Linked DNA regions of Homo sapiens: all the other regions are linked to region 1. The links are chromatin contacts, found by Hi-C or POLR2A ChIA-PET in ENCODE. All regions are on one chromosome and are shown on one strand. The core of a region is the stretch at or near the end of the contact, and the rest is flanking DNA. Distances in the headings are between cores, read along the strand shown. Region 1 holds the start of BCL10 (BCL10 immune signaling adaptor). Region 2 has its middle 53 kb from the start of PRKACB. Region 3 holds the start of TTLL7 (tubulin tyrosine ligase like 7).

Region 1 (3,376 bases), core at 650-3,149:
ATGTGGATAATTTTAAAACTCTCTAAGATCAGAAGACATTTTGAAAATATCATGAAAAAAACCTCTAAGAAAAAAGCATGCACATAGTTTCTTTCATAGACCTTTTGAAACCCATCCATGGTTTCCTCAAGGTTATTTATTTCTGATATAGGCGTAAAATGAAATCCTGAAGACAGATAACATCAATGAATTGACAGAGAAGAACAAAGACCTGGAAGCCACTCTTCACATCTGTACTTGTATACAGATCTTATTTCCTTCCACTTGTAATTTCTCAGTTCCTGTTTTATTAGCTGTAAAATGGGAATGGCAATTATCTTCTTTAGAGGTTGTTGCGAAGGTTAAGTGGGAACATTGTAAACTGTGTGACACAGCATCTGGAACATAGGAGGCCTAGCTCTTGGAAGTTCAAGGTTTTACTGGCACTCACCATGAATAAGACAACATTTATTCTACAGTAGTTATTTATGTTCCATTCTTATCTCAACTAGAATGTAAAGCAGGAAACTGATCTTCATTTTTTTGTATCCTTCCAGACCCAAGGCCAGTGCTTTCCATATAGCAAGTGCTCCATAAATCTCTGTTGAATGAGGAAACTAAGCACAACTCCCAGTCATATCCAGTTTCCTTCTGCTGGTGAGTCACACCAATTGTGAGTACAGTGTAATAAACCTTACAGGGAAGAGGAAGGGATTTGAAGTGGATGAACATTTAAAAAGTTGCCATCCTGTCCAGTTCATCAAAATGACTTTGTAAAAGTACTGCAGTGTTCAATAAGAACACGTTTCATGTTGAGTTTCTGTTTTTCATTTGACTTCAGATAAAGTATTTTAGTGATACTCATATAGGTCTCATCTGACAAAACAAGTAAACGCAAAGGAAAAAGAATGTCATATCTCAACAAAGCCATTCGTTACGAATAAATATGAAGGTTTATGTGGTTCTGCACCATCCGAGAAGAGCATAATTTAGCTACTGAATATTTTCGACGTTTACCTGTACATTAATTCTCAGCTACGTGTATTCACTCCCCCAACCCCAATTTAAATATGTGGGCGTCTGCTTACTAGGGGAATTCCAGGTTGTGCTTTCAGCTGTTGAGCTTCCTCAAGCCCCCTTATGCAAAAGAGCTTCACATTTTTGGTCCACTGCTTGGGATCCTTCACCTGGTACAGCCTTCGCTCTAGGCTGAGTGAGCAGCCTAGGCAGCCTGACTTAAGGATGAATCTGAGCCGCCAGTCCCTAACGAAGCATCTCCAAGAACCCAGTTGGGGGGAAAGCATGAGGAGATGGGTGAGGAGTGGGCAAGAATCAAAACACCACTTGGCAACAAAGCCCAAGCTCTGCGTTTAGCGATGTAAAACCTGGATTGACAGATCACTGGAGGATCACTGCCACCAAGGTCCCTCGGATGCAGGGCTCGCCACAGTCCTCCTGTGCTAGGACTTTCCGCTCCTCCGACCTGGAGGATCCTCCTTGTCCTCGGACTCCAGGCTTCCGCTTTCGTCTCCCGCTGGGCTGCAGCCCGCCCCCGCCCGCCCTGGGCACAGCTGCGTTACTCACGTCCTTCTTCACTTCAGTGAGGTCCTCCTCGGTGAGGGACGGTGCGGTGGGCTCCATGGTGGAGGCGGGAGATGGCGCTTCTTCCGGGTCCGGGAGCTCGGGCTGCGCCGCCCCGCCCTGGCTGGGGGCTTCGGCCTCCGGGTAATGGGGAAGAAGGAGAGGAGGCGGAGCGGGTCGGGAGAAAGACGGCCGCCCCTTCGGGAACAGAGGGACTCGGGGGTCAAACCGTAGCGCTTCCGGCCCCGCCTCTGAGGTCGACGGCGACGCGAATCTACGCGACGCGACGCGGAGCTCGGAGCAGCGTTCCTTCCCTCTCGTAGAGGCTCAGGCGCAGGCACCGCCCCACGGCGAGGCGCGTCGCTTAGCAGAGCCCGCCCTGTCTCTGCGGCAGCCTATCGACGCCAGCCCGCGGGCCGATCCTGTTCCCGCCCCCGACCGGAGCCTTTCGGGTGGCTCCGCCCACAGCGGGCGTTTCCTCAAGCCACGCCTGCGCAGGTCGTCGGTAAGTGGCCCGGGTTAGCTTCCTCATAAGGCATCGTTTCCGTGGGTGGGGTCCGTCAGTGCCCAGGCAGCTGGCACTCTCAGCCTTTGCTGCCTGCTCACTTCGGGGGAGTCCGGTCTGGGCTTGTCAGTACCTTGGGTTCCTCCCCTTTTCCCAGACCCTGCCCTACAATTTCCTGTTGTTACGTTTGCCAGTTACTGTTTTGGTCACACACAAACGCACTCATACACACATACACATGCATACACACAAACAGCCTAACTACAATACTAAACAAATTTTTGAAAGAAAAAAAGAAACCACCTACAATCCCACCACTTTAACACCTCATTTAACGTTTGCATACTTTTTGGTCACTGTTCATTATAAACATAGCTTTTCCTCATTAGTTAATCTGTGTAATGGAGATAGATATGCTTACCTTTTAGGGCTGCCGGGATCATATGTAAAGTTCTTAAAGGTAGTTGGGCACACAGTATGCACTCAACTGATTATTTATTTATTTATTGAGACAGGATCTCACTCTGTCGCCCAGGCTGGAGTGCAGTGGTGCGATTCTCGGCTCACTGCAGCTTCCACCTCCAGGGCTCAGGCGATCCTTCCACCTCAGCCACCAAGCAGCTGGGAGTCCAGCTAGTTTTTTTGTATTTTTTATAGAGATGGAGTTTCGCCATGTTGCCCAGGCTGGTCTCAAACTCCTGGGCTCAAGCCATCCACCCGCCTCGGCTTCCCAAAGTGCAGGGACTACAGGCATGAGCCACCCAGCTCATCCTACTCAAACATTTATTGAGTCCTTACTAATATGTTCTAGGCAACTTATACTATGAGTCCTCCATTTTATAGGGGGAGACTGATGAAGAGACGACTATCCCCAGACCGTATTTTAACTACTATGGCGCTGTGTAAGAAGCAACCTGAGAAGTGTGGATGAAAAGCTACAGGTAGAGCCCTGGGCCCAAGACGGTGGCTTGGACAACATGCTAAATAAACTATAAACTAGATGGTATTTGAAGCTACGAGAGTAGATAAAAATGACAGGAGGACCAAGGAGAAACTTGGGAACGCCAATGTTTAAGAAACGGGAAAGCAAAAAAAAAAAAAAACACACACAAAAAAACAATGTAACCAGAGCCACAAAAACCAGAATCACAGCAAGGGATTCTGATGTTTACATTATGTCCTGTTTCCATGTTGACACATTACACAAGGACAGTTTTTTTCTAATTGCTTAATTTTTCATCATCTTCCATCCGATTTACTGAACCATCCTTAACTTTAGGATGAATCCTTTCATTTAACAAATGTGTTTTG
Region 2 (3,382 bases), core at 704-3,203, 1.2 Mb before region 1:
CTATGTTGTTTAGTGTTTTAATCTCTGGAATGTGGCACAGTTCTTGGCTCATGTCATGGTGGAAGCTAAAATCATGGATAGTTAAATGGATCAAAAATTCAAACCTCCTGTAGAAGCGTACATCCTCCTCCCTTTCCTCCATTGGCAGGAACTTTGTCAGTAATGTATTGACTATTTGGGGATAATAGTTGATTAATGTGATAAGAGGGTACCTCTTTCCCCCCTTTTTATGGTATATAGTAACTTCTTTGACATTTACATATCAAAATTATATCACAGTTGGTATGGGGAGATTGGTCTCAGGCAGGTAGGAAGAAGACACTGGACTAGGAAAAACTAGAGTATTATGCTCCCAACCTTTTGAAAAATTTGTTATTCAAGGCATGTATCATTCAACTGTGCCACTGTGTTTCTCATCCTTGTTGCTGTCATTTACCAGTCTCTTGCTTACTTCTTATTCATCAAATATTTTGGCATCTGGCCCACAATGTTTCTCTATACTCTAAGCTCTGCATTCATCCTGGATGGTTTCAAATTCTATGTTAATGACTCATCTATCATCACTGCACCTCTGTTCTTTGACCATGTTATCTCCTATTCCCCTTTTGTTCATTCAGATGTCTAGTCTTGCCAAAGACCTTGTAATATTCATTAACTGCTCAAGAATCACCAATGTGTGTGATTCTTTGATCACAATTTCCTCTCCTTTTTGCTTGCTTTTTAAATATTCCCATTATGATCATTCTTCATCAGAACCTCTCATCCATTTATCCATCAGTCCTCTCACTTTCATTTTTTCTTCTTAACCATTCTAGATTACTTGGTCCCAAAATTCCTTTGCACATCTGCCTCTTTATCAAATCTCTCTAACAAAAATGTAACTCATGATAAACTCAGCTATGTGCTTTCTCAGTGCTTTCAGTCAAGAGCTAAGCACTGCTAGAGAAAGCTGCACAGAAGAACACTAGAAATTTACTATCATCAACCTCAAATGAGCTGTCAACATGACTTTACAGTTTTACCACATTTCTCTGATCAACTCTGTCTCTCATTCTTCACAAGTTCTATTTCATTTCTCTCTCTTTATACCTCTGACTTCTCCATTATCTCTCTCATTCTAAGTCATGATATTATGTCATATTTTACAAGGAAAATAAAAGCTATCAGACAGGAACCCCTTTAACTTCTTCCTATTAAATGTTCACACCTACTGTATTTTAACTTGACCATCTTATTCTGTTATAATAGAGGAGTTGTCTGTTATATTTATCTATTGTTCCATCATGCAGGACTCCTAAATTTAGCAGCTTAAAGAGTGACAACATTTATTTTACTTATGAAAGTAAGTAATTTGGGCAGAGCTCAGCTATGCACTCTATATGACATCAGCTATCTTAGCTCTGCTAATAAATCACTGCTATGGTTTATGGGGACTAGAAACACATGAAGCCTTGCTCATTTACATGTTTCCCTGTTGATGCTGGCTGTACAGGTAATTTGAACCTTACCTGGGACTGTCAGCTGAAGCACCTACACATGACCTCTACATGTGGCTTGGGCCCCATATCATGTGGCTAAGTTCCAAGAAGGAGGGAGAGAGCCAGGTATAAGCTGTATCACCTTTTATGACCTAGCCTCCAAAGTCAAGCAGTGTCACTTCAGCTGCATTCTGTTTGTTAAGTGAGTCACTTAAATGAGTCTGTATCAAGGGAAGTTGAATTAGATTCTGCACTTTGATGGAAGGAGTTAGAAAAATTTGGGGACATGTAGAAATCACATTGTACATCTTTCTCTGCAAGCCCAATCACTCCACTATTACTTTGGATCCCAACCCCTCCTGCTTTCCCAGGAGTCTTTGTATTCTTATCTTTTATATGTATAATAATATGTCTTCTCATTTATTTAAAAAACGTGTACCCCTTTTCCCTTCACTTTCAGTTTTCTCTTTGACCCTACTTTCTCTTTCCCTTTCTCATCGCTCACCTACTAAAGTGAACTGGCCTGTGATTTACAGTATGTGTGATCAAATCAGTTGACTTTGGTGCCCAGGCAGGTAATTTTAATGTGTCTTGGGTAAAACCTGAGACGAGAAGAAAGAAGAAAGAGAAAAATGTTCTTTTTCTGCTCTTGCTGTATTATAGTTACTTACAATCAGGTTACAGAGAACTTAATCAGCTTTTAGAATATAACATGTTTGAATGTTGTGGTCTGCATATTAATATTTAAGTATTAACTTGAAGTTATATGAAGTATGTAACAACATAAAAAATGTCAAACTGGGTTACATGCACAACCTGGTTTAATATATAAGAACCTAATTTCTAAATACCTTTAGAATCTTTGACCTAACAATTTCTTGGTTCTTTATGATTAGATTTAACTTTCTTGTTTTTTTGGTTTTTGTTGTTGTTGTTGTTTTGAGACAGGGTCTTGCTGTGTTGCCCAGGCTGGAGTGCAGTGGTGTGATCATGAGTCCCTGCAACTGCTGCCTCCTGATCTCAGGTGATCCCTCCCGCCTTAGCCTCCTGAGTAGCTGGGACTACAGGTGTGTGCCGCCCTGCCTGGCTAATTTTCGTATTTTTGGTAGAGATGGGGTTTTGCCATGTTGCCCGGCCTGGTCTTGAACTCCTGGGTTCAAGCGATCCACCCACCTCAGCCTTCCAAAGTGCTGGGATTACAGGCGTAAGCCACCACAACCTTCTTGTTCTATTACTCACACAAGTTTAGCATGAGAAATAAACACGTTAATGACTTCTTATCTTTAATCTTTATTGTACTCAGGGGCATCAGTGACCCAAAAATCTTCAAATGTTTTTTCGCAGTGATATCTGTAACAATAACAGTGGGAGCCATAGTGGAGGTAGAGTGGGCAGAAGGAAACTTTTTTGGTTTTTGTTATGATTGGTTTTTGTCGTAATCTACTTTATAATATTCTGTGTAGTAGAATTGAGAAACTATGTTACAGTAGTACTATTTTCAAGTAAAAATTTAATTGAAGTATACCATACATTTCAAAAGTATTCAAATCCTAATTTATAGGCTAATGAATTTGATAAAGTGAACACCCATGTGAATTTTCACCCATACCAAGAAATAGAATATTACTGAAACCCCAGAAACTTCCCTCCTGCCTGTACCCAATCATTGCTAGATTTAAAATGTGGAATACTGCATCATGTTTTCCTTTGTGACTGCCTTCTTTCACTTATGTATTTGTGACACTTATCCATGTTTTTGTCATAGCAGTGATTTATTAATTTTCACAGATATATATCATTGTATAAGTATAGCAAAACATATTTTTTCTATGGTTGATGTAAATTTGGGTTGTTTCCAGTTTGGAGCTCTTATAAATAATGCTTTGAACACACTTGTACATGAT
Region 3 (3,419 bases), core at 122-2,621, 1.3 Mb before region 1:
CATTTAAGACAGAAAAAGATTTCCAGAGTTCTTCTTACGTTTTTAATCGACTTCTCCAACACTTGAGCATCCACCAAATATCACTGCCAAAAATGTGCTGAACATCTCCTGTTATGACCTCACTCTCCTATGTAGTGTTGTTCACATATTTTTTGCCATAAGCTTTCTAAGAAAATAGATTATTTTTCACATGATTCAAAGCATCTTTCTTTCATATTGAAGGAGCAATAATTCCTTATGCAGAAAGTTTACAGGTTGTTGTTGCTGTTGTTTGAGATTACTCCTCAATTAATTAATTCTATGTTTAATATCTAATAGAGCATATATATGTACACTTGGACACACTCCATTAATACAGTGGAAAATCCATGGACTATAGAGTCAGGAAAACCTATATTCGAATTCCTGTTCTGTGACCTTGAGAATGTAATTTAACTTCCCTGCTCCTCAGTTTCCACATTTGGTTCTGGATTATGATGATTTAATAAAATACGATATATAAAAGTAAGTGCCTAGGCTATGAAGGTATTATTTCCTACCTCTCCTAAATCTTTTCTTTCTATGCCAGGATCAATCAAACCCACCCAGAATACAAGGCAACTTTCATAGGGTATCTTTTACATCAGTCGAGGGAACGCTGCGATGTGATATAAGTGGATGATGGCATGAGTCAGGCATCCAACAGAGCAAGATGTGGAGAAAGTGAGAGGTACCTACAAGGGCCCTAGACTTCACTCGCATGTGCGAAAAGGGCATTTTGATACCCTTTCAAGAATGCCCCGCATACTCGCGGAGGCTTATACCACGATGTGGGAAAACGACGGAATTACAGAATAAACCAGCAGGGAGCCTCCTCGTTCACCCAACCCGACCCCGCCCGCCCGAGTCTCCCATCTGGAGCCTAAAAACTGAGCTGAGATCACAGCAACTGACCCCGTCCCCTCCGCCCTCTCCCTCCCCCATTCTGCCCAAACCTCTCAGGGCACGAATGGTGCTGAATCATTTGCACGAACGCAGCAGCTCCCCGTTCCGCGGCTCCCAGCGGGGACGGTGTCCCCAGAGCAGTGACAGTCCGGGGATGGGGGCCCGGAAAGAGGGCCAGGGCGGAGCCTTTGGGGACGTGGGGACATGGAAGGGGGTCGGGGGAGGATGGCGGCAGCAGGTACTCACCCGGGTGAGGAAAGCCCAGCCCGGGTCCTCGCGTCCCCGCTGCAAGCGGTCCCCCAGGTGCTCCCGCGCCTCGCAGCTTCCCCGTGGGCGGCCGCCCCGACTCGGCAGCCTGCACTGGTGGTCCGGTGCTCTCCTCCGCCCGCCCACCGCCCGTGGCAGCCACGGCTCGGGACTCCGGTGCTCGACGCGGAGTGCCTGGAACAGCTGTCGCTGCCCAAGCGGGTGGCGGCTACCGACGGGCCAGACCATTCGCCTGCTGCGGCCGGGGGTGCACGACGTGCCGAGAGGCGCGGGCGCCGGGGGCGGCGACGGTTGGGAGGAACAAAGGACTCGGGGAATCCTCTGCCCCCTCGGAGTCAGGAGGTCCTGGGGACAGGAGGGATCAACGGAGGGGCCGCTGCCTCTTCTGGGGGTTTACTGAAGACACTGCTCGAGCTTTCCCGGGCCACACACACCCCCCCCCCGTTTGCCTTGGTCCCGCTCGGGGCTCCTTTAGAACGCGGCAAACAGAGGACTTAGCAACGCGAGCGCCTGGGCGGCGCCCCTCCTCAGAGATGCGAGAGGCGCTGGCCTGAGCGCCTCCGGCCACCTCCTTCTACCTCCGGGCCCTAGGCGCCCGATCCACCTGCCTATCTGACCACAGACATCTTCCCACAAAACAGTGGAGCTTTTTGAATCTTTGAAGAGAGTCTTCAGATCTTTTATCTAAGCATCTTTGTGAAGCAAAGAATAAACGGGTATCTGAGGCCAGCTCGAAAGTTAGGAAATAAAATCAGGTGGGGCCCCATCCCGTAGATGCTGAGGGACAGCTCTGACCTAGAGTTCCTGCTAAGCAAATGTTGAACCACGGCAGTTGTAAAAAAATGTAGATTTAGGAAGCCATTTCGAGATAAAGATTTACAGAAGATTGTTGCAGAAATTAAAGAATATTCGAGGTTCATTGTTCACCATTTTAGAGTTGCGTGTCTTGAAAACGGGAAGGCAATCATGTCTTCTCATAAAATGAATTGTATAGAACTGGAAGAAGTCCTAACACATGAATTCCTTAGACTTTTGTGGTCCCTGCTTCTGTCACGCTGGGTTCACACAGGTTCATTTCAGAGCATGGTGAAGATCAGGACAAGTGTACAGTTTTCCCTGTAGAAAAAAAGAAAAGATAGAACAGAATTGGCAACTACCTATAAAATGTGATTAAAGGTAGGAAAAAAAAAGGCCCTCCAAGTGCATCCCAAAAAATATAAAATTTCACAATTTAAAGTTTTGTCCTTCGTTGAGTAAATCAACATAAATTCAGCACTTTCTATAGACCACTGTGCTGAGAATAGTCTCATTTTCATTTCTTCATTTATTCTTCTAAAAACTCCTGTGAGATTGGTAACCTGCAATAGACCTCCATACAGCCTTGCCAGCATTGGGAACTGATCTGGTCAGTGAGGGCATCTTCTCATAAAGGACACTGGTGAGAAACTGGGCTCAGGGTTTGTCGTGCTGGGTTAGTCTCACGATCATAAGCGGCAGAGCAGACATTGCCACCTGGAGTTTTTGACTTGTTCCTTTCCCCTAGAATGCCTCTGAGAACGATATACATTAAACCGTGTCACATCTGTGATTGCAACTTGAATGTGAGTCTGTTTATCCTTCCTTTGTGAGAAGGGGTTTTAGAATGGAGAGGGGGCAGTTAGGTGTCCAGGGTAGGCATCACCCTGAGGCAAGAAGAGTGATCAGAAAGAAGAAGCTGGACTTCACCCAGAACTAGCCGAACATCAGCGTCACAATACACTGTCAAGGTCACATGAGGTTGAAGAGGAATTCTCCACTGCCTTCTTGTTAATCATCTTTACATCATTATTTTCACTGTATTACACTTTACACTATGCATGCACTATTACTACATTACATGTTATCATTCTTCCATTCCTAGGAAGGGGCAAGAATTTTTCAATAAACCTATTATCATGGGTCCTCATATACCTTATCAAAAAAAATGTTAAGTAACAGAGGTATTAGCAACACTTAACGTCACCTCAAGAAAGCTTTTTGAGAAATCAGGAATAAAATTAAATTGTTTCTGTATGATATGATATTGTTACTATGTTAATGGTTGTTGTAAAGATTCACACGTCAGCAGCAGCAAAACAGAAATCCCCAAAGTTGCATGTTGCCGAGGAGCAGGAGCATTGGGTCCCCAGTGGCCAGACTGGCCTCAGGCTCAGAAATGTGTGATTCTTCTCTCCATGTGCAGTTGTTTC

Evidence for each region. A loop is a pair of places that touch in the nucleus more often than their neighbours do. ChIA-PET counts read pairs that join two places held with the same protein, here RNA polymerase II (POLR2A). Pooled maps may share reads with other maps.
Region 2: a map of CD8-positive, alpha-beta T cell shows a loop between it and region 1 (2.4-fold over the local background). The contact joins the enhancer-like site here to the promoter of BCL10 in region 1. A Hi-C loop is called at or near these places in 1 of 168 maps with a recorded cell type or tissue (CD8-positive, alpha-beta T cell) and 3 of 50 pooled maps. POLR2A ChIA-PET finds 5 or more read pairs at or near these places in 1 of 52 experiments (A673).
Region 3: a map of ascending aorta shows a loop between it and region 1 (6-fold over the local background). The contact joins the promoter of TTLL7 here to the promoter of BCL10 in region 1. A Hi-C loop is called at or near these places in 1 of 168 maps with a recorded cell type or tissue (ascending aorta) and 7 of 50 pooled maps. POLR2A ChIA-PET finds 5 or more read pairs at or near these places in 1 of 52 experiments (OCI-LY7).

Annotation. Positions count from the first base shown.
Region 1 is chr1:85,274,733-85,278,108 of GRCh38, forward strand. BCL10 (BCL10 immune signaling adaptor) reads right to left here and starts at 1,900. Exons shown (of 3, transcript NM_003921.5): 1 at 1,564-1,900. The coding sequence starts at 1,620. It overlaps BCL10-AS1 (BCL10 antisense RNA 1), which reads left to right and starts at 1,626. Exons shown (of 2, transcript NR_045484.1): 1 at 1,626-2,065; 2 at 2,909-3,356. RefSeq lists enhancers at 1,093-2,292, 1,498-2,200.
Region 2 is chr1:84,089,103-84,092,484 of GRCh38, forward strand. It overlaps a transcript of PRKACB not described here. Among named protein-coding and RNA genes, the nearest start is that of PRKACB, 53 kb to the right of the region's middle. Within about 2 kb of position 1,954, at least 6 of the 41 ENCODE cell types and tissues checked have a DNase peak (open chromatin) inside an H3K27ac peak, as active enhancers do; they include CD8-positive, alpha-beta T cell, where a contact is called at or near this core.
Region 3 is chr1:83,997,761-84,001,179 of GRCh38, forward strand. TTLL7 (tubulin tyrosine ligase like 7) reads right to left here and starts at 1,372. Exons shown (of 21, transcript NM_024686.6): 1 at 1,171-1,372. LOC124904205 (a long non-coding RNA gene) reads left to right here and starts at 1,528. Exons shown (of 2, transcript XR_007066195.1): 1 at 1,528-1,946. RefSeq lists silencers at 1,032-1,161, 1,172-1,271.